Linked DNA regions of Homo sapiens: region 2 is linked to region 1. A link is a contact called in ENCODE Hi-C data. All regions are on one chromosome and are shown on one strand. Each heading gives the region's core, a stretch centred on a gene start or an enhancer-like site at or near the end of the contact. The rest is flanking DNA. Distances are from core to core; before and after follow the strand shown.

What was found. A loop is a pair of places that touch in the nucleus more often than their neighbours do.
Region 2: a map of GM11168 shows a loop between it and region 1 (39-fold over the local background). The contact joins the promoter of POLR2J here to the promoter of LINC00957 in region 1. A Hi-C loop is called at or near these places in 2 of 168 maps with a recorded cell type or tissue (GM11168 and K562).

Annotation. Positions count from the first base shown.
Region 1 is chr7:44,035,674-44,040,686 of GRCh38, reverse strand. LINC00957 (long intergenic non-protein coding RNA 957) reads right to left here and starts at 1,638. Exons shown (of 3, transcript NR_072982.1): 1 at 1,538-1,638; 2 at 325-793. It also overlaps the pseudogene RASA4CP. RefSeq lists silencers at 63-172, 263-352 and an enhancer at 3,804-4,303.
Region 2 is chr7:102,476,841-102,481,792 of GRCh38, reverse strand. POLR2J (RNA polymerase II subunit J) reads left to right here and starts at 2,871. Exons shown (of 4, transcript NM_006234.6): 1 at 2,871-2,985. The coding sequence starts at 2,933. RASA4B (RAS p21 protein activator 4B) reads left to right here. Exons shown (of 21, transcript NM_001367767.2): 21 at 1-1,817.

The DNA.
Region 1 (5,013 bases), core at 389-2,888:
CTGAGCGCGCTCAGCCGCTCGGTTCCCGCGTGCCCCGCCGTGGTGCGCGCCACCTTCCGCCAGCTCTTCCGGCGCGTGCGCGAGCGCTTCCCCGGCGCCCAGCACGAGGTGCGCCCTCCACCCGCTGGGCTAGGCTGGGCCGGGTTGGACTGGGCTGGGGCGAGGGGCGGGCGAAGAGCGGTGGGGAACCAGGGAGCGCTGGGGAGGACCAGGGAGGCTGTGTCCCGGCGAGGGTCAGGGACGGAGCCTAAGGGGAGGGGGCTGCCAGGAGCCCTGGTCTGGGGGACTCCAGCCCGCGCTCTTCCGCACCCCTCCAGAATGTACCGTTCATCGCCGTCACCAGCTTCCTGTGCCTGCGCTTCTTCTCTCCCGCCATCATGTCGCCCAAGCTCTTCCACCTGCGGGAGCGCCACGCGGACGCCCGCACCAGCCGCACCCTGCTCCTGTTGGCCAAGGTGCGGGCCTTGCGGCCACGGGCGGGATGCACAGCTGGGTGTCCTACCGGGGCCCTGGCCTGGACTGCAGAGTGTTCCCTACCGGCTCCGGCGAGGCCACTGGCACGCCCACGTAGGCACTGCACTTCACAGTTTGCAAAGCCTTCCTGTGGCCACCTTGTCCGAGTTCCATCTCATGGATAAGGGAACAGGCCTGCGAGGGGTCGGGGGTTGCCAAGGCCGCCCATCCTGTCGGTGGTGAATCGCGGGACCTTCCAACCCAGGTCTGCTTACTCTCAGGCTGCACCTATGTGCCCGGCACCGGGGTGGGGTATCCAGTGCAGCAGCGTCAGTTAAACCTACAGAGGAAGGCCCAAGTGGTCTCAGTTATCATAAGGCATCAAACTTCATGATCCTCTCCTCCCTGATCCCTAGTGGGGCTGGAGGGGGCCCGTGGGCATGGCCTCTGTCGCCTCTGCCTCCATCGCTACAGCTGAGTAGCAAAGACTTGGGGAGGGGGGGTGGGAGGGGGTGCAGTGGCTAGGCCCCTAACCTAGCAGAACCTGGTCCTTCCTGCTGTCACCTCCAGGCAGTCCAGAACGTGGGCAACATGGACACGCCGGCTTCCAGGGCCAAGGAGGCTTGGATGGAGCCGCTGCAGCCCACCGTGCGCCAGGGCGTGGCGCAGCTGAAGGACTTCATCACCAAGCTCGTGGACATCGAGGAGAAGGACGGTGAGCGCCGCCCTGCACAGACCCGCCCACAGCCTACTGCTGACGTTTGCTCCGCCCTTGAGCCCCACGGCCCCACCCACCGCTGTTTGTTCCTCTCGTGGCCCCACCCACCGCCTGCTGTTGACATTTGCCAGGCCCCCAGGCCATAGACCCACGCACCACTGTTTGTGCTTCCTGTGACCCTGCCCACTGCCTGCTGTTGACGTTTGCCCCACCCCTAGACCCATGGCCTCACCTCCCATCATCTGTGCCTGTTGACATTTGCTCCATCCTTGAGCTCCATAGCCCCGCCGCCACCTGCTACTGACGCGTGTCCCGCCTCCAAGCCCATGGCCCTGCCTTCCTCAGTCCACCTGTCACCCCGCTCACCACCAGCTGTTGATGTTTGCTCCGCCCTTGAGCCCCATGACTACGTCCACTGCCTGCTGTTCAGATTTGCTCAGCCCTTGAGCCCCATGGCCCCGCCCACTGCTCCGCCCCCCCCCCCCAGTCCCGCCCTCATTCCCTGGGCTCTCTATTCCCCTCCCTCCCTGGCCTGGCAGAGCTGGACCTGCAGCGGACGCTGAGTTTGCAGGCGCCACCTGTGAAGGAGGGGCCACTCTTCATCCACAGGACCAAGGGCAAGGGCCCCCTCATGTCCTCCTCCTTCAAGAAGCTCTACTTCTCCCTCACTACCGAGGCCCTCAGCTTCGCGAAGACGCCCAGCTCCAAGGTGGGTAAGGAGGGAGGCCGGCAAGTGGGGCTCTGAGAGGCCGGCAAGTGGGGCACCTTAGAGGCACCTGTCCCCTTCCTTGGAGCCCACTTGAGGTACCCCCGGGGTCAGAGAAGAAAGCCAGGTGTGTGGCATCTGTACTGCTTGTCAGAACCTAGGAGGGCCGGGCACGGTGGCTCACGCCTGTAATCCCAGGACTTTGGGAGGCCAAGGCGGGTGGATCACTTGAGGTTAGGAGTTTGAGACCAGCCTGGCCAACATGGAGAAACCCCGTCTCTACTAAAAATACAAAAAATCAGCCGGGTGTGGTGGTGGGTGCCTGTAGTCCCAGCTACTCGGGAGCCTGAGGCACGGGAATCGCTTGAACCCGGGAGGCAGAAGTTGCAGTGAGCCGAGATCGTGCCACTGCACTCCAACCTGGGCAACAGAGCAAGACTCCGTCTCAAAAAAAAAAATGAATATGGAGGAAGTTGATCCGACCTTACCAGGTTGTTGAGGATTAAATGAGATGATCTCCCTAAGGGTCCTGACCCAGGGCCTGGCAGGTAGTACTATTTAGGCAAATGGTATTATTAAAGATAGTACATCACCTGGGCTGCTAGATGAGTAGGAGGCTAGGGCAAACAGGGGAGGCTTCCTGGAACGGGCAGGAATATAGAAGCATGGAATCTTGGTGTGGGAGGGGATCTCAAAGATCACCTTGTACAGCCCTCTCTGAGTCATGGGTCACCTCTCCTGCAAGCTCTCTTCTCCCAGGAAGGGCTGAGGACATACTTCCTCCATGGACCTGGTGACTGCTTGCTGTACACCTGCCCCTAGTCATGCAGGCTATGGGGATGATCTTCCAGGAGTACCCAGCCTAGCCCTGGGCAGGTGAGAGCAGGCTAGGAGTAGGTGAAGGAGCTCATCACCCACCCTGTTCTCAACCAGCTCAGGGGTCCCACCAGATGAGGGGCCCGCCCCTTCCGACCAAAGACCCCTCAGATGATGATAATTATTTTTTGAGACAGGGTCTTGCTCTGTCACCCAGACTGTAGTGCAGTGGTGCGATCATAGCTGACTGCAGCCTCAAACTCCTGGGCTCAAGCAATCTTCCTGCCTCAGCCTCCTGAGTAGCTGGGACTACAGGCACGTGCCACCAAGCCCAGCTAATTTTCTTTAACATTTTTTTTTTGCAGAGATGGGGTCTTGCTATGCTGCCCAGGCTGTTCTCAAACTCCTGGCCTCAGGCAATCCTCCTGCCCCAGCCTCCCAAAGCACTCAGATGATTATTATACATCTTCCTTGCCAGGGTTGAAAGATTTGACTACATGGGCATTATTTAATTCTGGTCCCATTTTTTTTTTTTTTTTTGAGATGGAGTTTCACTTTTGTTGCCCCGGCCAGAGTGCAATGGTGCGATCTTGGCTCACCGCAACCTCCGCCTCCCGGGTTCAAGCGATTCTCCTGCCTCAGCCTCCCAAGTAGCTGGGATTACAGGCATGCACCACCATGCCCGGCTAATTTTGTATTTTTAGTAGACACGGAGTTTCTCCATGTTTGTCAGGCTGGTCTCGAACTCCCAACCTCAGGTGATCCGCCTTCCTCGGCCTCCCAAAATGCTGGGATTACATGTGTGAGCCACTGCGCCCGGTCAGGATATGACTGTTAGAGCTTGGGACTACAAAAGCAAGTTGGAAAATTAATAAATGCAAAGTCACAAAGCCTTGGCCACGGCTGGATTGACTTTGTAGCCCAGGGAATGCTGGCTGTCCAGACACTACCCCAAAGCTCACACCTCCGAGGCCTTCTGGGAGTGCCCCCCAGAGAGGCCAGGTCCTCCTCTCCCAGTTGCTGGGCACTTGGTCACCATCAGTCTGTGCTCTGCCCTGGCTGAGGTCACTCTGGGTCTCCCACGCCTACCCCTGGTGCTGCAGAAGGGGAGACTGAGGCCCAGAGATGGGGAATGGAATGCCCCTGGCTAGGTCCCTGAGCCTCCTCCTCCCTGACTGCCCCAGAAAAGCGCCCTCATCAAGTTAGCCAACATCCGGGCAGCAGAAAAGGTTGAGGAAAAGAACTTTGGCAGCTCGCACGTCATGCAGGTCATCTACACGGACGACGCCGGCAGGCCCCAGACTGCCTACCTGCAGTGCAAGGTGCGGGGAGGGGAGCGGGTGCTGTGGGAGTGGCCTGAACACTGTGGGAGTGGCTTGGGTGCTGTGGGAGTGGCCTGGGTACTGTGGGAGTGGCATGAGCCCTGTGGGAGTGGCCTGAGCTCTATGGGAGTGGCCTGGGTGCTGTGGGAGTGCCCTGGATGCTATGGGAATGCCCTGGGTGCTGTGGGAATGGCCTGGGTGCTATGGGAGTGGCCTGAGCTCTGTGGGAGTGGCCTGGGTGCTGTGGGAGGGGCCTGAGTGGACTGGATGAGAAAAGAGTTGATTGAGCCTCTCGCCCCGCTACCAGCTACATCAGGCACCGCAGGGTGTGTCTAATCTGGGAGGTGTCAGGGACAGGTGTGTGTGTGTTGTCCAGGGGCCTGAGCCCCCAGGAGGCCATGGCCCATGTCTTTCCCTGGGCATCCATGTGTAGGTCTGTGTGTGGGCCAGTGCACAGACAGGTGCATCCCCGTGATGTGAAATTTGCACGTTGCACCCGTTTGTTGGAAACTATTTCCAGATAACTGAGATGGGGGCCAGGCACGCTGGTTCACGCGGATAATCCCAGCATTCTAGCCGGGGCAACAGAGCAAGACCCTTTCTCTAAAAAAGAAAGTCTGAGCTGGCACCTGTGTGGTTCTGTGTCTGTATCAATGCCTAATAATCAAACATTATGCTCTGTGTGGCTCTGGGTGCATGTTCTCAAGTAACCTTCTCATCTGTTCCTTCATTAACTCATTCATTCATTTATTTAAAAAATACTTACTGAGCACCTCCTAGGTTCCAGGCATGATTCTAGGTGAGGGGATACAGTGACAGATGAGGCAGAGTCCTGCCCTCATGGAGCTGATATCCCAGGGAGAAGATGGGCCAATAAATACATGTTTCAAATGTCGGCTCATGCCTGTAGTCCCAGTACTTTGGGAGGCTGAGGTGGGAGGATCACTGGAGGCCAGGAGTTTGAGAACAGCCTGGCCAATGTAGCAAGACCCCATCTC
Region 2 (4,952 bases), core at 1,622-4,121, about 58 Mb before region 1:
GGACCCCCAGAAGGGAGGAGTGGGCTTTGAACTTAGACATCTACCTCAGAGCTCAAATAGGTTGTTTAAAATCACATTCAATTTTCAGATGAAGGGGAACTTTATAATTTTTTTTTTTTTTTTTTTTGAGACAGAGTCTCACTGTGTTGCCCAGGCTGGAGTGCAAATGGCTTGATCTTGGTTCACTGCAACCTCTGCCTCCCAGGTTCAAGCAATTCTCTTGCCTCAGCCTCCCGAGTAGCTGGGACTAAAGGCGTGTGCCACCATGCCCAGCTAATTCTTGTATTTTTAGTAGAGACGGAGTTTCTCCATGTTGGCCAGACTGGTCTCGAACTCCTGACCTCAGGTGATCTGACCGCCTTGGCCTCCGAAAGTGCTGAGATTACAGTTGCGAGCCACTGTGCGTGGCCAGAACTTTATAATAAGAGACTTGAAGCTGGGTGTGACGGTGCACACCTCTAGTCCCAGCTACTCGGGAGGCCAAGACAGAAGGATCACCTTGAGGCCAGGAGTTTAAGGCCAGCCTGGGCAACATAGCAAAACCTAGTCCCTAAAATTAAAAAAAAAAAAAAAAAAAAGGGAAAATAAAGGAGACTTGAAATTTTTGAACTAAATAGTGGTGATGGCTACACATTGTGAATGTAATTAACACCACTGAGTTAAACACTTAAAATGGTTAAAATGGCAAATTGTATGTTATACCTATTTTACTACAATAAAAAGTATAAAAAAGAGAAGATATTTAACCAATTGCAACAAAACAAAATGTTAAGAAATGATCTTTTTATGAGGCAATTGGAAATTTGAACACTAATCAACTATAGGATGATTGGAATTATTAATTTTGTAAAGGTGTGATAAGATACTGCACTTGGCTGGGCACAGTGGCACATGCCTGTAATCCCAGCTACTTGGCAGGCTGAGGTGGGAGAATCGCTTGAGCTCAGGAGTTCGAGACCAGCCTGGGCAACGTGGCGAAATCCCCGTCTTTACAAAAACAAACAAACAAACAAAAAAGATATTGCAGTTGTGTTGTAAGCGTCCTTATCTTTCAGAGCTACATAGTGGAATGTTTATGGAATATTTAGGATAAATGATATAGGCATTTGGGATTTGCTGCAAAATGACCCAGAGGCAGGGGTCAGGGGGAGAGGTAGAGATGAGACAAGAGGTAGAGGGGAGAGGTAGAGGTAGCCACGAGCTGATAATTACAGACAAGAGATGCGGAGTATGTGGGGGCTCATTATCCTGCATAGTCTATCTTTGTATATCTTTGAACTTTTCAAGAATAAAAAAGCTTAAAAAGTATACATGGCCTGGTCCTACCAGAGACTCACCCAATGCCAGCCTCCAGCCAGGGAGAGCCAAGTTTGCATTTTCACACGCATCTCACACTCCTCTGCACTCTCAACTTGGAGAGCTCCAAACAGGGAAACCCCAAGCCTTGCTGGCTTCTGCCAACCCCCTGAGCAGAAGCATGGGTCCCCCTGATCACCACCTCACCACCCTCATCCTGATCTCACTGTACACTCCCTTTCCTGGTCTGCTAAGTAGCGGGTGTTTTTCCTTGACACTAACGCTACAGCTAGACCACGGTGGGCTTGGCAACAGGTGTCTTCCCAGATGCTGGCGTTACCGCTAGACCAAGGAGCCCTCTGGTGGCCCTGTCCGGGCATAACAGAAAGCTCGCACTCTTGTCTTCTGGTCACTCCTCATTGTCCCCTCAGCTCCTATCTCTGTATGGCCTGGTGTTTCCTAGGTTATGATTGTAGAGCGAGGATTATTATAATATTGGAATAAAGAATAATTACTACAAACTAATGATTAATGATTCATATATAATCATATCTAAGATCTATATCTAGTATAACTATTCTTATTTTATATATTTTATTATACTGGAACAGCTCGTGCCCTCGGTCTCTTGCCTCGGCACCTGGGTGGCTTGCTGCCCACATCCACCAAGTGCACTTTGGGAGGCTGAGGCTGGAGGACTGCTGGAGGCCAGGAGTTCAATACCAGCCTGGGCAACATAGGGAGACCCCCCCCCCCACCATCTCCAAAAATAAAAAAAAAAAATAGCTAGGTGTGATGGCACATGGCTGCAGTCCTAACTATCGGGAGGCTGAGGCAGGAGGATCTCTGGAGCCCAGGAGTTGGAGGCTGCATGATGGCGCCACTGTACTTCAGCCTGGGCGACAGAGGGAGACGCTGTCTCTAAATAATAATAATAATATATAAAAAGATATACGTAACCCTACGGGCTCCCCTCTCACTGCTGTATACACCTGCCTCCTTCTGCATCCCTCACCCAATTGTCCCTCCCGGCTAACAAGCCAGCTGCACCCCCCAGGCAGAGGTCCTGCAGCAGTCGGTATAGGCAGCCTGGGCAGGGGGCTTGTCATAGATCTGCCTCTGGCCACGAGATCTTCTGCTCCCCCTACGGCTGCTAGCCGCAGCTGTCCACTACCCCTTAGCTTTATTCTCTCTATTCAGGGGCCTCCTGCTGCGCACTCCAAGGGGGTGCACGTTTCCAAAGAAAGATCAAGGGACATGGGGAAAGGAGAAAGGTACAGCTTGAGGTTCCCGCTCAGCCAGGACTAGGAGGCCTCTGTAGGGGCAGAACAGCCCTGCCGGCGCTCTGAGCATGCGCCGAAAAGCGCCCACGGGGAAAGCCATGCCGGGGGGCGGGGTGCGGGGTGGCGGGGGCGGGGGGGGGGGCGGTGCGCTCGCCACTGACGCATGCGCAGAGGCACTGGTCTCTCTCGGGGTTTTCTCGCGCCTGCGCAAGATCCTCCAGCCCAACAGGGGGCGATGAGCCGATCCTTGAGCGGGTTTGCCCCGCCGGAGTAATCCGGAAGAGGCCTCTTATTAGGGCTCTGGTGGCGGCGGCGGCGGACCCTTGGGGTCTGGACGCAACGGCGGCGGGAGCATGAACGCCCCTCCAGCCTTCGAGTCGTTCTTGCTCTTCGAGGGCGAGAAGAAGTAAGTGACGCCGGCTGCGGCGGGCCGAGGTGCGCGGGCCTGCGGCTGTCGCATTCTGGGGTGTCTCCTGCCCATCTCTTGCCCCGGGAGGGAAACAGCTTTTGCTTGATCGTCTGCTCGGCCTGTGTCAGCCAAATTTAAGGCCGTTCCGCGAGGCAGTCGCGAGTGTGTCCATGTTGCAGATGAGGACACTGAGGCTTGGAGGCGAGCAAGTTGCCCCGGACACAGGAAGTGGCGGCGCTTGTATTCGAACCCAGAGTGTCTGGTTCTCCATAGCCCTTTTCCTCTGGGATCTGGCAGCTTCCTCTTTTGTCTCTCGCCCGCCACCTCCATCCTTCATCCCCTCCGATCTGTCAGCGGCCTGCGTAAAAGCCGCAGTGGCTCCTCGCTGCCTGCGGGTTGAAGGAGTCCAGGGGAGAGAGCTTGGGCTCACTCTGTATCTGTGGGCGAGTGGCTTGATCTGTCGGAGGCCCTGTTTCCTCATCTGGAAAATGAGTTTATTACTGTACTTAAACGTGGGATTCAGGCCGGGTGCGGTGGCTGACACCTGTAATCCCAGCACTTTGGGAGCCCGAGGCGGGCGGATCACCTGAGGTCGGGAGTTCAAGACCAGCCTGACCAACATGGAGAAACCCTGTCTCTACTAAAAATACAAAATTAGCCGGGCGTGGTGGCAGATGCCTGTAATCCCAGCTACTCAGAAGGCTGAGGCAGGAGAATCACTTGAACCTGGGAAGTGGAGGTTGAGGTGAGCGGAGATCACGCCATTGCACTCCAGCCTGAGCAACAAGAGCGAAACTCCGTTTCAAAAAACAAAAAAAGGGATCTGGCCAGGTGCGCTGGTTCACGCTTTTAATCCCGGCACTTTGGGAGGCTCAGGTGGGAGGATTGCTTGAGCACAGGAGTTCCAGGCTGCAGTGAGCTTTGATCGCATCACTGCACTCCAGCCTGGGCGACTGAGCGCAATCCTGTGTCAAAATAAAAAGAATTGGATGAGGTAATTTGTGTAAAACTCTTGGTCCAAAGCTCAGCCCCTGGAAAACCTCGTAACCATTGGCTCTTATTGTTCCCAGGTTGGCGTGCAGAGGTCTTGGTCTGGCCCTTGCCAGCCACTTCGGCCTCCTTTAGAGCAGACTCTCAACTGGGGACCATTTGGCCCCACAAGGGACATGTGGCAATAACAGAACATTATTGGTTGTCAAAGGGGGTTATGACTGGAATCTACTGGGTAGAGGTCAGGGATGCTGCTGATGTCCTACAATGTCCACAAGACAGCACCCCACAGGAAAGAATGATGCACCCTAAAATGTGTGTGGTGTCAGCCTGGAGAAACCACCTTAGAAAAAAGGATATTCAACTTGATACCTCTCACCTGTGTGAGATTTTACTGTCAGCATAGTTGCCCTCAAATTGAGTGTGCATTAGAATCACCTGAAGGGCTTCTTAAACCATAGATCCCTGTGCCCCACCTCCAGAGTTCTGGGTCCAGTAAGTGGGAGGTGGGAGACTCTTAACAAGTTCCCAGGGGATTCTGATGCTGCTTATCTGGGAACTGCACTCTGAAAACCCCTTGTCTTGGAAAATCCAATGGAAGTTTCCTGTCTTTGTCCATCTAAGCGTTCACTAAAATCATAGTAAATGCCAGAGCATGACTTGTTTTGGGGAATGGATGGAAGGACTGCACACTCCAGCCAGGGGGATGGTTGCTTTCGGAACTCACAGGGTCAGGACCAGCCTCACCGTGTAACTTCAGGGCCTCTCTTCTTCACCTTTTGGTTGTTTCATTATGTTGGCGTAAGAAAAAAGGAACAGGCCAGGCATGATGACGTGCGCCTGTGGTCCCAGCTACTCAGGAGGCTAAGGCGGGAGGATCACTTTAGCCGAGGAGTTGGAGGCTACAGTGAGCTATGATCACACCACTGCACTCCAGCCTGGGCAGCAGGAGAGATCATTTGAGGCGAGGAGTT